Regions from separate parts of the Mus musculus genome. Here region 1 is linked to region 2. Evidence: chromatin loops called from intact Hi-C (ENCODE). Cell type or tissue: left cerebral cortex. All regions are shown on one strand. Links, peaks and the distances in the headings refer to the core of each region. The heading gives the core; the rest is flanking DNA.

Evidence for each region. Hi-C counts contacts between places; a loop is a spot of excess contacts. Peaks named below come from ENCODE experiments on the same cell type or tissue, not always from the same donor. Only the 100,000 strongest peaks of a DNase experiment are listed, where the experiment ranks them.
Region 1: it touches region 2 in a loop (4-fold over the local background); 5 of 42 quality-filtered maps call a loop at or near these places.

The regions. Positions count from the first base shown.
Region 1 is chr14:34,442,690-34,453,374 of GRCm38, reverse strand. It overlaps Bmpr1a (bone morphogenetic protein receptor, type 1A), which reads left to right. Exons shown (of 13, transcript NM_009758.4): 3 at 5,397-5,603; 4 at 9,394-9,556. The coding sequence starts at 5,537. Among named protein-coding and RNA genes, the nearest start is that of Bmpr1a, 55 kb to the left of the region's middle. In left cerebral cortex, for the core only: a CTCF peak has its summit at 6,561 (motif pointing right); DNase peaks (open chromatin) are centred at 4,776, 5,507 and 8,196; H3K27ac peaks cover 892 bases.
Region 2 is chr14:34,496,824-34,507,508 of GRCm38, reverse strand. Bmpr1a (bone morphogenetic protein receptor, type 1A) reads left to right here and starts at 4,963. Exons shown (of 13, transcript NM_009758.4): 1 at 4,963-5,114. In left cerebral cortex, for the core only: a CTCF peak has its summit at 5,642; DNase peaks (open chromatin) are centred at 4,668, 5,132, 5,443, 5,938 and 2 more places; H3K4me3 peaks cover 3,315 bases; H3K27ac peaks cover 2,488 bases.

The sequences.
Region 1 (10,685 bases), core at 1,663-9,662, 54 kb after region 2:
ATCCCAGCTCTTGGGAGGAAGAGGCAAGCAGATCTCAGTGAATTTGAGGACAGTGTGGTCTACAGAGTGAGTTCCATGACTACCAGGGCTATACATAAAAACCCTGTCTTGAAAACAAATAAACAAATAAAAATAAATAAAAAGTAATAGATAAATCTTTCTTTTAAAAATACTTTATATATTCTTGTAATTTCATGTTATTTTCTTGAAGAAACTGTATCAGTATGGGTATATGCAATTGTTAGTTACCAATTTGATAGCTTTTAAATTCCTGCATCATTTTACTGTTTTGATTAAGTGGTGTTTTAAATATCTGCCTGCGTGCATGCATGTGTCTGCCACTGATTCCTCTGTCACTTTTTTTTTTTTTTTTTTTGAGATCTGATCGATCTAGTTAGGGTATCCATCATGTCCTCACAAGACTCCTGTCTCTACCTCCCCAGCCTGGGTTTTTGTTTTGTTTTGTTTTGTTTTGTTTTTAATTTTTTATTAGGTATTTTCCTCATTTACATTTCCAATGCTATCCCAAAAGTCCCCCATACTCACCCCCCCCCAGCCCCCCTTTTTGGCCCTGGCATTCCCCTGTACTGAAGCATATAAAGTTTGCATGACCAATGGGCCTCTCTTTCCACTGATGGCCGACTAGGCCATCTTCTGATACATATGCAGCTAGAGACTCGAGCTCCAGGGTACTGGTGAGTTCATATTGTTGTTCCACCTATAGGGCTGCAGATCCCTTTAGCTCCTTGGGTACTTTCTCTAGCTCCTCCATTGGGGGCCCTGTGATCCATCCAATAGCTGACTGTGAGCATCCACTTCTGTGTTTGCTAGGCCCCCGGCATAGTCTCACAAGAGACAGCTATATCTGGGTCCTTTCGATAAAATCTTGCTAGTGTATGCAATGGTGTCAGCGTTTGGAAGCTGATTATGGGATGGATCCCTGGATATGGCAGTCACTAGATGGTCCATCCTTTCGTCACAGCTCCAAATTTTGTCTCTGTAACTCCTTCCACAGCACTGGGTTTTATAGACATGCATAGCTGCACATGGTTTTTATGGGCCTACTGGGAATCAACCTCAGGTTCTCATACTTACACCTTACAGGCTGAACCATCTCCTTATGTGAGTGACATTTGCAAATGTAGTTGTTGTTTTTAAACTTTAAAAATATTTTATTTATGTATGTATTTCTTTGAATGTTGGTCCTCTGTCTGCATGTACATCTACAATACAGAAGAGGGAGTCAGATCCCTTTACAGATGGTTGTGAGTTACCATGTGGTTGCTGGGAATTGAGCTGAGTACTGGAAAGGCAGCCAGATGGCTAACTGCTGAGGCATCTCACCAGCCCAAGTAGATAGTCTTAATTTATGGTGAAATTTCTAATGAATGTCAGTGAAATAACTTAGCTGTTAAAGGCCTGGCTTCTCAAACCTGACAAATCAAGTTCCATCCTCAGACTCAGTGATCAGACAGTATTGATTTCCCCAAAGTAGTCTTAACTCCCTAACTCAAGTGCCACATGATAATAAATAAAATCTGTTTTTAAAGATTCGGGTGAAATTTCTAGGAATTTAAAAAGCATGTATTTTATTTTTAAAGGTTAGGATAAAATACCAGTCTTGGTATAGTTATAAAATAAGGTTACAAAGGGTATGTGGTATAAGCCTTTAAAATCCCAGTACTCAGGAGGCAGAAAGCAAATAGGATCTTTATAAGTGTGAGGCCAGCCTGGTCTACAAAATGAGTTCCAGGACAGCAAGGGTTATACCGAGAAACCGTGTCTTTAAAATAAAATAAAATAAAATAAAATATAACCAGGTAATTTGCTGTTGTATTATGATTGTACATATAGTTAATCATGAGACAAAGAAGTCTGCAACATTATTTTTGCTACTAATGATTATAGCAATGACACCTATTTATTGAATATGTAATACTGGGGTACACAGTACTAACTCATCTAGGTTAATAATATTCTCATTTTGTGATTAAGTAAAAAGGGAAGCCTTCATAAATTAATTAACATTTTTAAAGTCATGACTCAAGTAAACTAGCACAGACATTTGGAACCAAGCAAATTGCTATCATAGTTACCCCATAAAAATTGTTCTCTGGGGCTGGAGAGATGGCTCAGTGGTTAAGAGCACTGACTGCTCTCCAGAAGGTCCTGAGTTCAAATCCCAGCAACCACATGGTGGCTCACAACCATCCTTAATGACATCTGACACCCTCTCCTAGTGTGTCTGAAGACAGCTACAGTGTACTTACATATAAAAATAAATAGCAAATAAATATTTTTTTAAAATTGCTCTCTGGTGTATAATATGAAAACTGTCTTTACCTTGATAACTAATCTAATGTTACTTTTATGGAATTGAATCTATAACATAACATAGAGGGGGAAATCGATAATAATGAAGAATTTAAGAGTCTTTTCTATCTCTCTCCAAAGTGGGTCTTGTGGAAATCATGTTAAAACAGCCTGCTCTTGGCTATTTCTTTGAAGAAACCTATCCGTGATGTTAGAGTTTTCTGGGCACTCGGTATGGGTGTTGCTGTACTGCTCTCTCACCTGACTCCTCTTTCCTGGTGGTGCTGGTGCTGATCAAGCTTTTATGTTTCTCACAAATTAGTTTATCTGTTACCCCAATGTACCGTTCCAAAGTTTACTAACTCATGACTGCTGGGATTTATCATCACGTGCGTTCTCAAGAATCCACCCAAAGCAGCAGGACGCTGTGGCACATGCCTGTCATCCCAGCACTTTGGAGGCTGAGGCAGGAGAATCATCACCTATTTGTTGCTTCCTAAATCTTGAGGGACTGCTTTAATATCCTTAGAATGGCTGCTGGCTTCAGTAGGAGTACATCCATGACCTAGTCAAAAAAGTCACTTATGTTTGCATCTTATTTATTAGAAATGAGTCTTGAAATCTAGTCCTAGATTCAAGGAGGGGAATTAGACTTCACTCTTTGAGGGATGTATCAAAGTGACTGTGAACAGAAGTCAGGTCTTAACAGTGATCTTTTGACTTAATGGAGAGGGAGTTTAGATAAGGGGTCTTACTGTGTAGCCAGTGCTGATCTTTACCCTCTACCTCTGTGTTGGCCATCCGTGTTGAAATTATAGACGTGTACCATTATGCCTGGCCATTAGTGCAATTTCTAACTAAACGGTGCTGTAGGACTCTTTCATCCAAGAGCCTTAGCTTTTAGTATCTCTAAGCTGTTGACATAATGGAAGATTTGTATCTTCGGCCCCAGATGTTTCCTTTAAGCTTGATGCCCAGCAGACATTCCTTTTGGGTAATCTCAGCTGTCTAAATCTGAACCCTTACGCTCTTTTTTTTTCACTTTGTCCAAAAATCTGCTTATTCACATTTCAGTAATTGCTCAGACGGGCAGCGTGGGAGTCACCTTTGACTCCTCGCGCTCCTTGACCCCTGCATCCAGCCATTACCAAGTACTGCAGTCTTGCTTTTTAATTGTATTCACTCTGTGCTCCTGCCCTTCTGATCCCAGCACTGTCGTCACTCTCTCCATTTTCACCGCAGTCTTCCCACTCCTGCTACGTTTCTGCTCTTGCCCTCTCTGGTTCATTATGTAAAAACTGGATGGCTGACACCATCCATCCATCTTGCATTTTAAAACCCAAATCTTCCTAGGGTCCTTGACCTTTGTGTCTTTCAACCTCTTTTGTATTGCGCTACTGTGCTCTCCAGAGTTCAGAAGCTTCGCCCTCTGCTTCTCTGCTCCTCAGAGATCTCTTTGCACAGACTGTTAGTTCTGGTTGTGTATCTCACACAGGACCCGAAGTCTTGCTCCTGAGGATTTGGGGGAGGGTGCTTTTCCATCTGGAATAGATCTGGAACCTCCAGGGTTTCACATTTATTTTTCCTACCTTTCACTTAGTGCGAATATGTTTACATTTGTTACTGTCTTGTTGTGTGTCAAAAGTATTTCCATCTTTTCTTTCTTTCCCCTGAGATGCAGAACCTCCCACAAACAGCTCTATCACTGTGCTCTGACCCGCTATGCTAGAGTATTTAAATGTCTCATTTTGATGACTATGAACTTCCTGAAAGATGAGTCTGTTTTTCTATTATGACTATAGTTTTGGTGTGTGATATGTATTTCATTGCCAAGTGATTTTGTTCTGTAAGGAAGCCTCCCTCATTCATATCAAGGGGCTGATGCATGAAATAAGCCCCTTATGAATAATATCTAATGGCAAGAACACTGTTACACAGGACTTGAGCTTTGGAGGGATTTTGTGACCCATTCCATTAGTATTGTCTCCCTTTCTGCTGTCTGTTCCTCTTATATCCTGTGACCCTTGGTTATTTCATTTGTATATAAATGAAGTAATTAGTATGTCCTTTCCATTCCTGTAAGCTAGCCTCTATGGTTATAGCAGTGTGTTTCAATCAACACCTGGTGAGATTACAATTCATAGTTTAGAACTGTTCTGCCTACAGATAATGTATTGAGTTTATAGTTGTCACAGGCTTCTTGTTTGTTTTTGCTTTCTGAGATAGGATTTCTCTGTGTAGCCCTGGCTGTCCTGGAACTCGCTCTGTAGACCAGGCTGGCCTCAAACTCACAGAGATCTGCCTGCCTCTGCCTCTGCCTCTTGAGTGCTGGGATTAAAGGCCTGTGCCACCATCTCCTGGCTTCTGTTTTCTTCTTAATATTTGTGGTAGAGGTGGTGATTACATTGAAACAGATTCTGGCTACATAGCCCAGACTGGCTAGAACTTGTAATATTTTTGTCTCAGATCCACCCCCACTCCAAGTGCTAGAGTTAGAGGCAGAGGCATATACTACCATACCCAACTGAAACATTCATTACAGCAGTAAATACTTTAATTACATTAGTGCAAACAGAGAAAGCTATTGAAGGAGACTTTTCTTTCTTTCTTTCTCTTTCTGTTTTTCTTGTTATTTTTGTAGAGCTGGAGTTGCTTTGCTGTTGCCCATCTTGCCTTAGAACTCCTAGGTGTAAGGGACTTTTGTCCTGTCCACTTCCCAAGTAGTGGAGACCTAACATGTATACAACACTACTGAGATATTCAGATATTCAGTATGTTTGTCTTGGCTGATTTGAAGTTAGGAGAGATTGCAACTTTCTACTAAATTATTTAGGCTTTGTAAATACAGTGCCTTTAAAAAAAAAAGGATAGCTGTAATCTCTAAAAATATATTTCAGCAGAGCTAAGACTGTAGCTCAGCTACAGACTATAGAATATGCAAGGTCTTAGAGTTGATCACACCACAATTTTTAAAAAGCATATTTCTGTATTTAAAAGTCTGGCTATGCTTGTTTTCTTCTCCACTCCTGGAAATGTTCCAGTTTTTCAGTATATTCATTGCCTTGTTCATTTTTCTTTTCCAGAATTCTGAAGAAAGCAGCAGGTGAAAGTCATTGCCAAGTGATTTTGTTCTGTAAGGAAGCCTCCCTCATTCACTTACACCAGTGAGACAGCAGGACCAGTCATTCAAAGGGCCGTGTACAGGACGCGTGCGAATCAGACAATGACTCAGCTATACACTTACATCAGATTACTGGGAGCCTGTCTGTTCATCATTTCTCATGTTCAAGGTAAATTGATACTTGTTTCTGTAAGTCATTTCTATATATAAAGCACTTAAAGTCTTTGATCTGCTCTCAGCTCATGTTCCTTTCTAAACAGGCCAGCCATATCACTACAACCTTAAGTAAAGAAGCAAAGAACAAACATGCCAAAAGAAATTGTGAACTTCGTGTAGACACCTTTTAAACATCTTAGCCTCCCTGAACCTTTTTCTTAACTTAGGCACGATACATAGCTTGAGATTCACCTTGTGAGGATAATCTGCAACTTAGTACCTAAACCAGGAAACGATAGGTATTTGATACTGAGCTTTAAAAATATCCTGTTTTTTTCAAAACACAACAAGGAATAAGCACAAATAATAATTCAAAATTGTTTAATTGTCATGAGAATTTAGAAAATACATTTGTTTATCTGTGATAAGGTCTAAAATTTCTCCATAGAGTATTAACAGTCTATTTGTGACCTCTGTTGCATACTGTGTATGTATAGATCAAACTGGAACTTAAAATTTGATGAACTATATTTTCGTACAGATTTTCCCTGATTGGTTTGGTTAGGGCAGTATTTTGAACGGAAAAGTTAGCATTGCTTTGTAAGAGATTTTGAGATAGAACTTACCACCATCTTCGTTTTCTTTTCTTTCTTTCTTTCTTTCTTTCTTTCTTTCTTTCTTTCTTTTTTTTTTTTTGATTTATTTATTATTATATGTAAGTACACTGCAGCTCTCTTCAGACACACCAGAAGAGGGAGTCAGATCTCCTTACGGATGGTTGTGAGCCACCATGTGGTTGCTGGGACTTGAACTCAGGACCTTCAGAAGAACAGTCGGGTGCTCTTACCTGCTGAGCCATCTCACCAGCCCCTGTTTTCTTTTTTAACATACATTAAATTTGTGTATGTATATGTGTTATGTTTGTGCATACATGGGTGCATCTACATGTAGAGACCAGCAGATGGCACTGGGCGTCTCCCAAGGCTCTCTGAGTGAACCAGGGGCTTGCTAATTGGCTAGACTGGCTTCCAACAGCCCCAGTCCCTAGCCTGCCGTCTTCGTTTTCTGAAGATTTTGGTTTATAAATTTCAATTTCATATTTAGTTCTGAATGCTGAGGATTATTTGTCCACGTGAAGAAATTTGGGTAACAGCATAAAGCTTTTTTATATTTTTGAGTTACTACAATTAAGTCTGAGCTTTGCTCACAGGCCCCAGTGGCTCAAGCCAGTTCTATCTGTGAAATACGAGAATACATAATACAATACCTTTCTGTTAAGTTTTGAAGTATCTTTGAAGGCTATTCCTTTTCAGTATTTGTTTTCATTAACAAATACTTACTCGGAGGTAAATTTATTTTCTGAATATTAAGTATAAGAAACTTAGGGATGACCAACCAATGAACATATACAAGCTAGTTTGAGTCCCCTGGCACATATGTAGAGAGGACAGCCTTGTCAGGCCTCAGTGGGAGAGGAGGTACCTAATCCTGTAGAGACTTGATGCCCCAGAAAAGGGGGATACCCTCTCAGAGGCGAAGGGGAGAGGGGATGGGGAGAAGGACTCTAGGAGGGGAAACCAGGAAGTGGGGCAACATTTGGGATGTAAATAAATAAAATAATTACTAATTTAGAAAAGAAGAAACTAAAGGCTGGAGAAATGGCTCCAGTGGTTAAGAGCAGTGGCTGCTCTTCTAGAGGACACTCATTCAATTCCCAGCACCCATGTGGCAGCTCACATAGGGTTTGCCTTAGACCTGAGTCAATTCCTCCTCCAGTTCCAAAGAATATGATACCCTCACATAGACATACATGCTTGCACATAAAATAAAAATAAGTCATATTTTTAAAAGTATAAGAGACATAAGATCATTAAATTTTAAGTTCTGGGGTGATAGAGGTACACATTTTTAATCCTAGCACTTGGGAGTCAGAGGCAGTCAAGATCTCTTGAGTTGGAGGCCAGTAAAAAACCTAAATACATACATAGATTATACATACATACATATATACATACATACATATGAATCAAATTATGGAATCTCTAGCTCTTACATTCTGTTTTCCTGCTGTCAGTGTATGCATATGTGTTATTTTTCTTATTTAGTAGTACGATACTATTGCTAAATTTACAGTTGGTTCACATTACTGAACCACTTCATATTTATAGTGAAATTCATACTTCTTTAATCCTTTTGGCTTTACCATTCTTTCCACGTGATTTTGTTTAAAAATTCCGTGTCATGTTTTGCCATTTAAGGCCATAAACTCTGTAATGCAAGATCCTGGCTTTACTACATGCCTTCTGCAAATTTTTTATAGTGTGGTCTGGATTCAGACCAATGACCCTGGCATGAAAGGTAGAGGACAGGACTATTTCATGCTTTCAGTTCCCTTACTTAGGCAATTAGGGTTCTCTGCAAGGTGCTTAGTAACTCCCTTTTCACGGAGACATTCAAATATGATTCTTTTTAAAAGCTAGTTACAAGTTTTGAACCAAAAAATTAAAGTGGAAATGCTCCCTACCACCCACCTCCACCATACTGAAAGCATTAGAAATTATCTCAGCCTTTCCTGAAGTCTATTTTATACCCTAGTTGACTGTAACTGTCACACATGACAGGCTGGAGATCTGTTTGCATGGGTATCACAAATATGGGGGAGGCAGACTCCTCAGTGTTGGCAGCTCTGAACTCCCTAGAAGACTTATTCCAGGCTGGAAATTAGAGGCTTACTGCTCTAGGGACTCAGATCAGAGCACACTCTGGGCCTTGCAAGGCATCAGAATCCTTGCCTCTTGTTGTTGGTTTGGTTTGGTGTTTGTTTCTTGATTGGTTTTTGTTTTTTTGTTTTTTTGGTTTTTTTGGGTTTTTTTTTTTGGAGACAGGTTTGGATCTTAACCTTAGGAAGCTTCAGGAACTCTTCCAGCTACCTGGGATAGCTAGCTTAGCTGTTCATACTTTCCATAGCCTCTTCAGTCTGCCTCTGTTAGCAACCTCCTCGCTGTGGTAATTTTGACTTGGTTCCTAGGACTAGCGTTTTTATTTTTTAAAATCCTTTATGAATACCTTGATGATAAATGAGCCTGGAGCACGGTGAGGAGTGAGGCTTTCTGAAGCCGGGCTGTAACTTCTGAAGCAGTGGTTTCAGAGGTCCCTGCAGCTGCTGTGGTATCTCCTCAGAGGAGTCCCTGGCATGTTCCAAACAGCCAGTCGGGCACAGTCAGGGCACTGCTGGTTGTGAAAGAGCTGCTTTTTTGACAGTTCCTCAGTCAAGGCATCTAGGCACCAGGGAGGAGTCTTCCAGTTGTCAGTCAAATGGCCAGCTGGCTGTTTCAAATAATTTATTTAAAGAAAAGCCAAGGGTGCTTCAGAGAGGAGGAGTCAGAAGGTTGGGGTGGGGGTGGGGCGGGGAGAGAAGGGAAAAGAAGAGAAGAGATGAGAAATCAAAACACTAGAGGACCATTAGAGTAGGACTTGTCCTGGAATTAACATCCTCAAAAGTTCTCCGGTGCTTAGCCCTTAGCCTTTAGGGAGAGGGATTCTTCTGCCTGCTCTTTTTTTGTCGTTTTTGTTTGTCTTTCATTAGTTAGTATAAAACTGTAACTGGATAGTCTCCATATATCTCAGTATCTGGTACAGTAGTTCTGTATATAATACTTTATAAATTGATATTATATGAAGTTTACTTTTAAGGTATATCAGCAGATACTATGATAAAGGAAACTTAACATTCTTTATTGAAGATTGTAACTAAACAAATTTCCAAGCATGATTGTCTACAAATTTCATTTTTTTTAATACAGGGCAGAATCTAGATAGTATGCTCCATGGCACTGGTATGAAATCAGACTTGGACCAGAAGAAGCCAGAAAATGGAGTGACTTTAGCACCAGAGGATACCTTGCCTTTCTTAAAGTGCTATTGCTCAGGACACTGCCCAGATGATGCTATTAATAACACATGCATGTAAGTATTTGGTCCAGTCCTTAAGAGTTAGATGAATAGTAAACCCAGACAAGGGTTTCCCTTTGTATATGGTATCTTTCCATGGAAAGAAAGGATTCTTGGCTTGAATATAGAAATACTGTTGTCTGTCATTAAACAACTGATAGTTATTAGTTATATCATGATACAGCTTCTTTTTTGTTTATCTTGAGTTTTGAGACAGGGTCCTTTCTACATAGACCTGGCACTCACTGTGTAGACCAGGCTGGCCTTGAACTCACAGAGTGCTAGGATTAAAGGTATGCACCACTATGCCTGACTTACTTTTTGTTTCTTTGCTGACTTTTAAAGTAATGAACATAATGGTACTTACTCCTTGTAGCAAATGTTTTCTCTTTTGTAGATTACCGAAACAAAAAACCAAAATGTTTACTCATTGCTGCCTTAGCCAGTTAGAGCAGAGGGTAGATACACAAGAATGTACTGTGATGGTTTTGTTATCTCTCTCTCTGAATTTCTAGTCCACATCTGCTTTATATGACATAACTGTATGTTAACCATTCAGTCCACTTACAGATGGTCATGTAACTTGAGTTCATATCTTTTAAACGTGTATGTATTGTGCATGTGTGCAAGATATGTGTGTAGATATACATAAAGAGATCGGAGGGTAACTTGCAGAAGTCTTCTTCTACTATGTGGGATCCAAGAGTGGAACTCAAGATTAGCAGTGTAGACAAGAGCACTTTTACATGCTCAGCCATTGTGTGTCCACAGTCCATATCTTGGAGCACATTGAAGAATTGTTCATGTTACCATACTTCTTGGCTACTTTATTAGCTTCTTAATATCTACTACCCTTCTCCACCCCAATCCCTACCAACCCTCCAACACTAGGTAGGAGAGAAAGGGCTACAGGAGAATGGGTACCATCGGTCTCATTAGCTACTTCCTACTGATTAGGGACATCAAGTTCCTTGGGGCAGATTCAGTTTCCGTTGTCAGGGTATCTCCAACCAGCAATCCAGCAAAAGCAGCAGCAGGAACCAGCAGCAGGGGAGCAGCTGCTGCCGCAGCCTCCTGGGGCTCTGACATTTTTATACCCTCTCAAGCGTGCCCAGAATTCCAAACATCAACTTTCTTCAGCTGG
Region 2 (10,685 bases), core at 1,580-9,579:
AATACTTTAATCATGTGTATGTGTAAGTCTGAGAGTACATGCACATATGTGTAGAAGGTTGTGGAAGCCAGTTGTCAGCTGTAGCTGGAATTACAGGCTCTTGTTAGCCACCCAGTGTAAGTGCTGGGAAGTGAAGTTTTGGGTTCTGTCAAATAACAGTACATAGTAGTAATCGCTGAGCCATCTTTCCAGTCCCTCACATACATACTTTTTCAAATATATGCTACTCTTGGATTCTTTTCTTATCTATTTTTCTTTCTGTTGGGGATTGAACCTACATCCTTGCACATATGCAGAAGTACCAGACCTTATCCTCCAGTTATTATTATTATTGTTGTTTTGTTTTTCAAGCAGAGTTTCTTTCTCTCTGTAGCCCTGGCTGTCCTGGAACTCACTTTGTAGATCAGGCTGGCCTCAAACTCAGAGATCTACCTGACTCTGCCTTCTGAGTGCTGGGATTAAAGGCATGTATCTCTACCACCTGGTTGCTAGCTAGGATATTTTTACCAGGCAAAAATTATTCATAGATATTCAGCACATATATGCATATGTATTTCCTCTATATAACATTTTATGACATATAGATATATACATTATGTATTTTTTTCTGGTTGAAAATTCTAGTGTAATAGGTCACTAACTTACCACCCTCAGTGCAGGAAAGGACAGGATTTGTGCGGGGCTGAGTGGGAGCAGGGCTGGGAGGAAATGAAGTGCCATGGGTAGCCCCTGATAACCAGAGAAGTGAGCTAACAACAGGTGCTAGTCCAGGAGAACAGTTGGCATCAGTATACCCAGTCCCAGGAAATGGGGAAAGCACTCCTGATAAGATGGGTAGACTAGTCAGGAACACAGAGTGCACAAGGAAAGAGCCAGAGTCACAGGGTGGCCAATCTGTATCCTAGGACCCGGGTGAGTCCAGACGAGACGGAGAAACTTGCAGGCTGGCAGGGCAGGATTTCAGTATAAAAGGGCTGAGGTTAGGGATGTGGTTTAATAGGGAGAGTGCCTGGCATGCAGGCAACCCTGGATGGAGCCCCAGCAGTGACAGTAACCCAGTGATGTGGCACCACCTGTAAATCCTAGCACTCAGGATCTAACAGCAGAAGTTCAAGGTCATTGTCTTCCAGGGAGTTCCAGGCCAGCTTGGAGCACGAGTCCTTGTCTCAAAAACAAATAAATGCATGGCTCAGTGGGTGAAGGCACCTGCTGACAAATTTGACAATCTGAGTTCAATGCCTGAAACCTACACTCGAGAAGGAGAGGACCAGTTCTGGAAATTCCTTCTTGCAGGTTGTGCCAAACATGTACCGACTCCAAGAAACAAACATACAAAGGCACATAAAAGGGCTGTGGGTCGGTTTCTAGAAAAGGGCCAAGGTCAGGGCTCCCCAAGTGTACAGAGAAGAGGGATGCTTAACAAAAGTCAGGCTTGGGCTTGAGACAGAAATTCTGGGAATCCTTTCTGCCCCGTGGCCTAGGGAGGGACTAGATGCCAAGGTGAGGAGGAACAGGGAGCACGGACTAAGTGGTGCTGCTTTGCAGCGATAGCCCCAGGAAATGTCTTTGAAGCAAAGCAAAATTAACATAGAGAAAGGAAAGGAGAAAACGGTTTATAAGTAAAATACAAATAGGACAAATAAATAAGAGAAATAAAATACTGTATGTAAGCTATGGTAGAGTATCATTATTAAAATGATATGGTAGTATCCGGGCTGAAAATTGCATGTGTCCCCTCTACTCCCCATAACACATTTATCCATTTAATACTGGGTTTGCAGCAAACCTAAGTGTCACTTGCCACGGGCATCCCTCCACTGGTCTTTCCTGAGCTCTTATCTCTATACCCACAATGACTTACTGCTGCCTTTTGCCTCATAAAATCTTTACAACAGGAAAATGACTTGGGGCGGATTAACTCGGATTAATCTATTGAACTTGGGTCCCTGAAGGCAGAAGTCCCTATTTCACTACAGATGACGTAATCCTCAGTTTCCTTGGCCGATCCTCACCCTTTTCACATAGTCATGCTCACCTTCTAACACTGAAAGGGTCATAGTGACAGGGTTCAGAAGAGCTCAGAGGAAATCCATGCTTATCTGTCTCACTCACTTAACAGACACCGGGCAGCAAGTATCTAACAAGTAGTACTGCAAGCCAGGAGCTAAGGTCGGAGGAGAGTGGAGAACACACTGGCCAGTCTTCTCCTGGAGTTTAAACCCTAAAGGGTGGAGGGGTTCTGTTCATAAACTAAATAAATTCGGATAATAAAAAGCAACATAAAGAAAACGAGCGCCTGGAGTATTAATATAGAATAGGTGATTAGAAAGTGTTCTGAAGCCTGGTTGACAGCAAAGGCCTTCAGTTCCAGCACTTGGGAGGCAGAGGCCAGCTTGGTCTACAGAGCAAGTTCCTAGACAGCCAGGGCTACACAGAGAAACCCAGTTTCAAAAAAATAAAACAAAGGTAGCCGGCGCATTGTGGCGCACGCCTTTAATCCCAGCACTCGGGAGGCAGAGGCAGGCGGATTTCTGAGTTCGAGGCCAGCCTGGTCTACAAAGTGAGTTCCAGGACAGCCAGAGCTACACAGAGAAACCTTGTCTCAAAAAACCAAAAAAAAAAAAAAAAAAAAAGTGTTGTGGAGGAGCTGGGAGCTATCAGTATCAGGTAGGAATGCTTCCTGGTTTGCTTAGGCAACAAATGCCAGTTTTAGAACCTGGGATAAAACTGACTGCCCAGAGGAAAAGGCTCATTTCTAGTCCCTTCTATTAACCTACTTAAAGGAATTCTACGGCATTACAGAATGTTAAATTGGACCTTGAAGTGTTGCCTTTGACTTTGGGGGCCAGACCATACGTGTCCAGATGTCTCCTTGGGCTTCTGGCTCTGTTCATTTAGTGGGCAGGCAAACCGGAGAAACAGGCTGGCATGCTGATACATGCCAGGAACCCAAAAGCAAACCATGTCCTGGCCCAGTTCACTTGGCTGTGGACTGTGATGTGCTAAGGAGTTAAGTCTGGGTACTAGGTGAGTTGATTTAAGGAGAACGTGAGAAAGCCAAGCTACAGTCCCAAACACTTGAAAAGGATCTTTTTTTTGTGGAGAAGAAAGCTATGACTTAATAAAGCTCCGTGCCCACTTTGCTCTTATTTCAGTAGCATGTAACTCAAATCAGGCAACACCAGTGTGTGTATTCCAGTCTTGGTACACTAAAGCTCCAACCTGAGATTCTTGTCTATTTCACAGACTGATTCTAGCCCGCAAATCAAATTAGGATGCAGAAGTCACACCATTTGGTTCACTTGCCATGGTCTTCTCTGTCATAACACATGGATAGGCATAAGGCCTTTGGCCAACGAGTTCAAATCTCTTAGAACAAAAGGTCTGCTCTTTCTTTTCAAATTCAAGAGGGGTGGTATATAGAAATATCCGGAAAGAAAAGTCACCATTTTTAGTGGATGCAAGAAACCTCTCTGATATCACACTATTCCTTCAGTGCAGTGAGAATATTGCAATGACTCAAGACCCAGACAGCTCAGAAAAAAGACGAGAGAATGTGACTCAAATGTAACAAAAGACAATGGAGGCACTGATGGCCCTAAAGGCAAAAGCTGACGGAGGAGAAAGGGGGCACGAAGGACAGTTAGTTAAAACTAGAATATAAGGGACTGTACATATTTTCAGCTGAATATGAGGGAATACCGTGGGATCTAAGTTTTGTTTTGCTTTTTCCCTCCAGGCCAGAATGTGTGTAAATACACAAGTATGAAGTGCCTGGCACAGTTTCTTCCTTCACTCTTTCTTCTGTCTATTTTAAACAATTTCCCAAGAGATTTATAGTTTTCTCAGAAAAGTGAATTAACAGAACGAATACGAAATATTTGTTGAAATACTTAAACGGAAGAGGTTATATATTTAACGACTGGTTTAAAAAGGGATTATCTTTTCCTTCTTCATCCACAGGCCACTGAATACTTTTAAGGGCATTTTGCATGGCGAATGAGAGGGGAAAGGGAGAAAAGAGGTAGTGACAGTTCTTTGCATTTTTCTAAAAGGATGGAAAGAGCCTCGGGAGGGTATCCGAGGTCACTCGGCTGAGCCAAAGGTGGATTGAGAGTCGTATTTATAGTCCGCTGACTTCAGTTCAGCCGGCTCTCGCCGCTCCTTATCTTACGCCCGAGGAATTCGCAGGCCCGCGGATCACAAGCCACCCCAGCGGCGGGGCCCCCGGGCCGAAACCAGGCTTTCGCTACGTGATCCGGAGAACGCGTGCACCTCCACGTTCCTCCCGGCGGGCCAGAACCAGAGAGCACCGGGGGACGGGGAAGGGAGGGGGTGAGTAATGAATGCAGTGTGCCTTACATCTTTCTTTGCAACCACAACTACGAGACGGGCAACCGATCCCGCACCGGGAGCCTCGGTGCCCTCGGAGCCACCGGGCCGCTTCTCCCGTGGAGCCCGAGCTCCGGCTCTAGAAGGAGTGTGCCCGCATCGTCCACTTCACGCAGCTTTGCCCCAGTGGGCCCCTCCGTCACGCGTGCGGTGGCGGCGGCGGCGTGCGCTGAGGGGCGACCCCCTCCCCTCGGCAAACCTGGCGCCCCCGTGCCGGCGGCCGGGCCTCCTTCCCGGCAGAGGGGCGCCGAACTCCACGGGCCCTTCGGGCGCTTCCGCCGAGCTCTCGGCTCGGTTCGTGTCCGGGGCGGGGCCGGCGCCCCGGCGCGGGTGCGCGCAGAGCTGGCGGGCCCTTCCCAGTGCGCGCGCGCCGGCGCCTCTTGCTCGCCCGAGCCGCCCCTCCCCCCTCCCCCGCTGCCCCTCCCCCGCCCCGCGAACGAGCGAGCGTCCTCCGCGGCTGAGGCGGCAGAGATTGGAATCTGCTTGCCCGCCGCGCGGAGGAGGAGGAGGAGGAGGGCGGAGGGAGGAGGGAAGGGCGGGGAGGGAGGCTCGAGCTCCCGCGCGTCGGCCCCGCGCGAGACGACGACTGTACGGCCGCGCGAGGGGCGACCGGGCCCGGGCCGCTGCACGCCGAGGGCGGAGGCCGAGCCGGGCCCCGCCGCCCCGCGGCTGTCCGTGCCCGCCCGCGCCGAGCGCCGGAGGATGAGTTTCTCGGGATCCCGGTGAGTTGGCGGGTGGCGACGGAGTGCGGGTGCGCCGCGGGAGGCCGGCGAAGTTTGGGGGCGACGGTGGCGGCGCAGGGGAGGCCGCGACGCGCCTCCGCGGGGCCTGCGGGAGAGACCCCCCGGCCCCGCGGCCCGGCCCGCCCGCGCTTGCCCTTTTGTTCGCCTTCGCACCACTCCGGGGACGCTTCTGGAAGCCTTAAATGGGAACGGTGCTCTGCTCCCGCTCCGGAGCTGCGCGGCGGCTGCTGCGGGGACTGGGTCTCGGGACCCTGCTAGAGAACGAGAACGAAGCGTGTTCAGTGCGGGGACGGAGGCCGGGCGAAGTGCTCGGCCCGCCCGCCAACTTGGCTGCGGGAAGGCGCCGGGTTTCCCCCTCCGTCCCTGCGAGTTGGTTCACCTGTTGTTCTGCGCGGCCTCCGCTGCCATGTCTGTTGTGATTCTGCACTTCGATTTCGTAAAACTTTGTGCTGGGTTGCGTTACATCCCCCCAACCCCCGTTTCAGACTCCTAGCGGAAAGATCTGGCAAAGAAAAGGAAAATTAAAAATTAAAAAAAAAAAACCAAAACCAAAAATCCCAAACCTCCAACGCGGCAGGGAAGAAAAATAATAACGCCGTGTGTTAGTCGTGCCTGGCGTTTTTGTGACTTGTAAGTCGTGGTGTGGATCTTTTTCATTTGGTTAAAGAGCTGCAGGCTTTCTCTTTTAAACAGCTTACAAACCGTTCTGACTACATGATACGAACTTAGCACCGGTGTCACGCCATTTACTTCTTAAGATAACCCTGGTTATTGTATTCTTTGTTGCTTTAGAAGAGGAAACCGAGACGCAGAGGTTTAAATAACTTAGATAAGTGAGCCGGGATTGAACCCAGGGACGTCGTATTCAAGAGTATGGCCTTCTTACTAAAGCAAAATTGTGCAAAGACCTAGGAGCGTTGTCTAGTTATTCACGAACTCCTGTGTTGCTTCAGTTGTAAACCGACTTGTGTTTGCTCGTGAGGGGAAATTAAACTTCGAGATAAAATAAAAGGTAATTTAATGCTTATCATTGTTCTCGAACTAAAAGATGTTGAACAAAACTATCTTAGTTTTTGTTTTTTTGTTTTTTTTTTAGTGTCAGAACTAAACTATGAACACTTCTTGGGAACCCAGAGTTTATGGAAAACAGATTTAAAATTGGAATGGGTTTTTAATTAAACCTGTACTCTGTTTTATATCCTCGCCGCCGCCCCCCCCCCCCCAAATCTAGGGGGAGACCTTTTTAACTTTCTTTCCTTCTCCCTACCCTTTTAAGAGTGAAGAGTTCACTGGTTGATCTTTGGTTTGGATTTCTTCTCCATTCTATTTTCCTTCTAGAGGACCTCCTCCCACTTACTAGTTAACATTTTGATTCATTTCCTTTTCTTACCGATTGGGGCATGAATTATCCTCTCTGTTGTCTTGTTGTTTTTGTTGTTGTTGTTCCTGTTGTGTTGATACAGAGTTTCAATACATAGCTCAGGCTGGCCTTCAAGTGGCTGTAGACCAGGCTGGTATTGGATTTTTAAAAGTACACATGTACTTAGGATCTTATAGTTTACAAAAACTTTTCTATAATTTTGCTCTTCTCTCAGGCTGTTATATTTTCTTTTCAAATCATATTAACATTTTGAAGTTTTTTCTTACAAAAGTAATAAATAGTCACTAAAGAGAAATTGCAAAATAGAGCAAAATTGAAGTAAGATTAGAGTGCAGTCATCCATAACCCGTCCTGTGGAGGCTGCCAGGAGTGGACTTATTTTTCCTGCTCCGACTCTGGTGACCATCCATCGACTTAACTCCTTGTTGACAGGATTTCACATTCACAAAGGAGCTGTAGCTTAGTCCCATCTAAACACTGGACTTCTCACCCTTAAAACAGAACCTTGCCATGTTTTCATCAGTGTTTCATTGGAGGGATATGTGCTGTATTCTGACACACTAAGGGTGGGGGGCAACCACACATATTGTCCCTGGACCCGTGGAGCTTAAAGTCTAGTGGGGGAGACATGTGGAAGGATGAGTTCTATATAATTAAGTGTAATTGTGATGATAATTAAAGTGTAGGGTATTATACAGGCTTACAGTGGAGACCTGACCTGGTGCTGGTGCTGCTTAGAGAATCTAGGAAGACTTCTCTGAACATGTTACTTTGCATTCTGACATTTGTTAGGGAGAAGAATGAAGTGGGTGAAAAGGGGGCGTCAGTGCCATGGCGACCTTATTCCCCTTTGCCTTCTTTCTACCTCTGTTCTTCCTCCTTTCTCTTAACGATTTCCAGGTCTCACTTTTCCCATCACTTAAAAAAAAAAATGTTTCTTAGTCCCATGAATTGTTACATTCATTTCTGTGTGTATGCTTGCAGGAGTGAGCCTTTCCTTCTACCATGTGGGTCCTGGGTTCAAGTTCCGGTCCTCAGGCTTGGTTGGTGGCAGGCACCTTGACCTGCTGAGCTGTGTGGCTGGCCCGCCCATGAATTACTGTTCAGATTTTTCTGTCTGATTATTTCTCAAATCCTGATTCGTCTCTGAACTTGAGTCTTTCTGGTGCTTTATGTAAAACACTGTGCCTGGCAATGGAGCTTAGATGAGCTCTTCCCTAGCCCTGGCTGGCTTACGGTGCTCTGTCCCTGCTAATGGAGCAAGCCTAACTCTTTCCCCAGGCCTTCCCATCCAGTCTGTAGGCAACAGCTATACATGCTGCTTTCTTTCCTGATACCCTGACTTTCTTTGTATTCCTGCCAACTCTGATACAAGTCTTAGTTTGTGTTAGTACAGGGAATTATAATTGTCACAGAATCATAGAGTAGCTTTCCTTCTTGCTCTCTTTTCAGGAGCAGTTTGAACTGGGATTGTTGTCCTTGAATGGCTGGCATATACATACATACATAGATACATACATACATATATACATACACATATATGTGTGTATACATATATGTGTGTGTGTGTATCTGTGTATGTATGTATGTATATGTGTGTGTGTGTGTGTGTGTGTGTGGAGGAAGGGGGTTTGTGGAAAAAAATAGTGTATATATTTTTTTTCTTGATTGATTGTGTGCCTTTGTGGGCACATGTGTGGAGGTTACAGGAGATTTCATAGGAATCAGTTCTCTCTACCACGTGGGGTCTGGGTATTGAACGCCACTGGGCAGGCTTGGTGGCTCGCACCTTTATCCCCGGGCCACCTCACTAGCCCCAAGTAGTGTTTTGTTTTTGTTTTTTGTTTCTTGTTTTTGTTTTTTATCTTAGGAGTTTAAAACAGCCCTTAAACAACCACATAGAGGTTTCTGGGCCCGGGCTGCAGTCAGTGGTAGAGTGCACACTTGTATAGATATGAAGCCCTTGGGTTCAGTCTTCAATACCAAAGATCATAGGGAGAAAAAAAAAAGGAGGCTCTTTTGGGAAATTTTTCTGTATGGATCTGGAATTCATAGAGATTTGGGCTGGAGGAAGACAATCTGGAGTGATTATCATATAGATTGTGTATTTTGACAGCAAGATTGATTGGGTAGTTCTCAAAAGTGACTTTCTTGCAGTTTGACAAGCCCAATGTACATTAAGGGAAGAAAAGCCCTATCCCCACCATATTAAAAAGAAACCTAGAAATGAGTGTGACTGAATCTAGTGGTGTAATTGGATTCTGTCATTTTGGTGGGTTTTTTTGTTTGCTTGTTTGTTTTGTTTTTTTGTCAGTACATTTTCTGGCAGAAGAGGGTCACTGGTAACTAACTATGAGCTTACCTGGGCCTGCCTACTTTCAGGAGAAAGGAAACCTTTTCTAGTTGCATAAATCTGTTTCCTACAGAGATGATTATGCGTGGAGTGTCTGGGCCTTCCTTATCCACTTCCTTACCCACTTCTCTCTCAAGATCTTTTCAGCACCACCTGTAGTGGTCCTTCTAGAACCACGTGGGTTGGGCCAATGGTAGTTTTCCTAAAGATAGCTCTGGAGAGAGAAGGCAAAATCCATTTGGTTCTTAGCCTTCTAAGGGTAATTCTTTTAGAATCTGAAGAAATACAAAATAATTTTGGAGCAATCTCATGGTTATACTATGGACTTCTTCCCAGGTTCTACTGATATATTTAGCAAAGATCACAAGCAATAGCAGCTTAAGGCCTGAGTAAAGAGGTTGACAGCAAGCAGTTGTCTAACTGTAGTTAGTTAAGATCTACATAGGGGACGTTGCAGGGATCTTACATTAGTAGATAACAAGGAAACCTGGCTTGTCTACCACACATCTGTTCTAGAATGTGATTTGTAGAGTAAGGATGTTTGTGATGTGTTCAGCAGTTTAAAACATTTTTTTTACAATTATGAGAGCAATATATCTAGTATGGATAATTTGAGAACTATAAAAAATTATCCAAAAAGCAGTAAGACTTTGAGTTTCCCATTTGGTGAAAATGTCTGGCACTGTTTGTTTCTATTGCAGTGTAGCGCTGCAGTCTTGGATATCACAAGAACCTGTTGGAATCTGTTGGTTTCTTGTCTCAAAAGTCAAAGAGAACATGTGAACTCTCAGGTCATTTTCCCATTGCAGAGAAAGAAAGGAAAGGAAGAGGGCTCATCTTGATGTAAACCTGAGTTCTAGGAAGGGATCCACATGCCGGAGGGACAGAACCTACCCCTACGAGTTGTCCTTTTACCCCCATGAGTGTAGTGCACTGCTGCTCAATGTAGTAAAAACAAAACAAGACAAAACAAAAAAACAAAAAAAAAGGAAGGAAGAAAACTTCCATGACTTCAGTGCAGAGCAGTTAGTTGCTGATATTGCTGATTATGCTTTGGGTCCTGATGTGGCATTGCTGGGTTTCTGACTTTTGCCAGAAAAGCCGCTCATTTAGCCTTGGCAGTGTTTCCAAGTAAGAAAGAGCTTATGACCAGTGATGTTCTCTTGGTGAAGAAAAAGTACTTACAGATTACTGAAATCGTTTTACTCATCATTTGTCCTTGTTAAATGTTTTTCTTTGGCTTATTAGCTTACAGTACAAAATCTAAATCATCCAAGACTGCCTTTCTCTGGCTCAGTCTGCATTTCCTTAGGCATTTACTTCCTACTATTTTGTTGTTAGCCTAAGTCACCTAAATATTACCTTTCTAGATTTGTGTTTTAAATATTGAGGTTTGTATTGATTGTTGCAGTACCCCTTACCGTGTGTGGTTGTTAGCCATTTGAAATCTGGCTAATCTGAATTATGCCATAAAGTATAAATTACAGTACATACCAGCTACTATAATAGTGCAAAAATGTAAAATACCCATGTTTTCAAAGTGTTGATTACATACTGAAATATTATTTTGGATACATTGGGTTAAAGAAATTACTATTTAATGGGTTTTGTTATGGTTTTTGATTTTGTGTTTTTGAAGCAAATTCTCCCTATGTGGCTTACAGTATCCCTGAACTCTGAGCTCACAGGCCTGTTGGCTCAATTTTCTGAATGCTGAGATTATAGGTGTATGCTATTGCACCTACCCCTCCCCCCTTAAAATCCCTTTCTTTACCTATTAGAAGTTATATATCTGTGCCTAAGGTGAAGTAGGGTG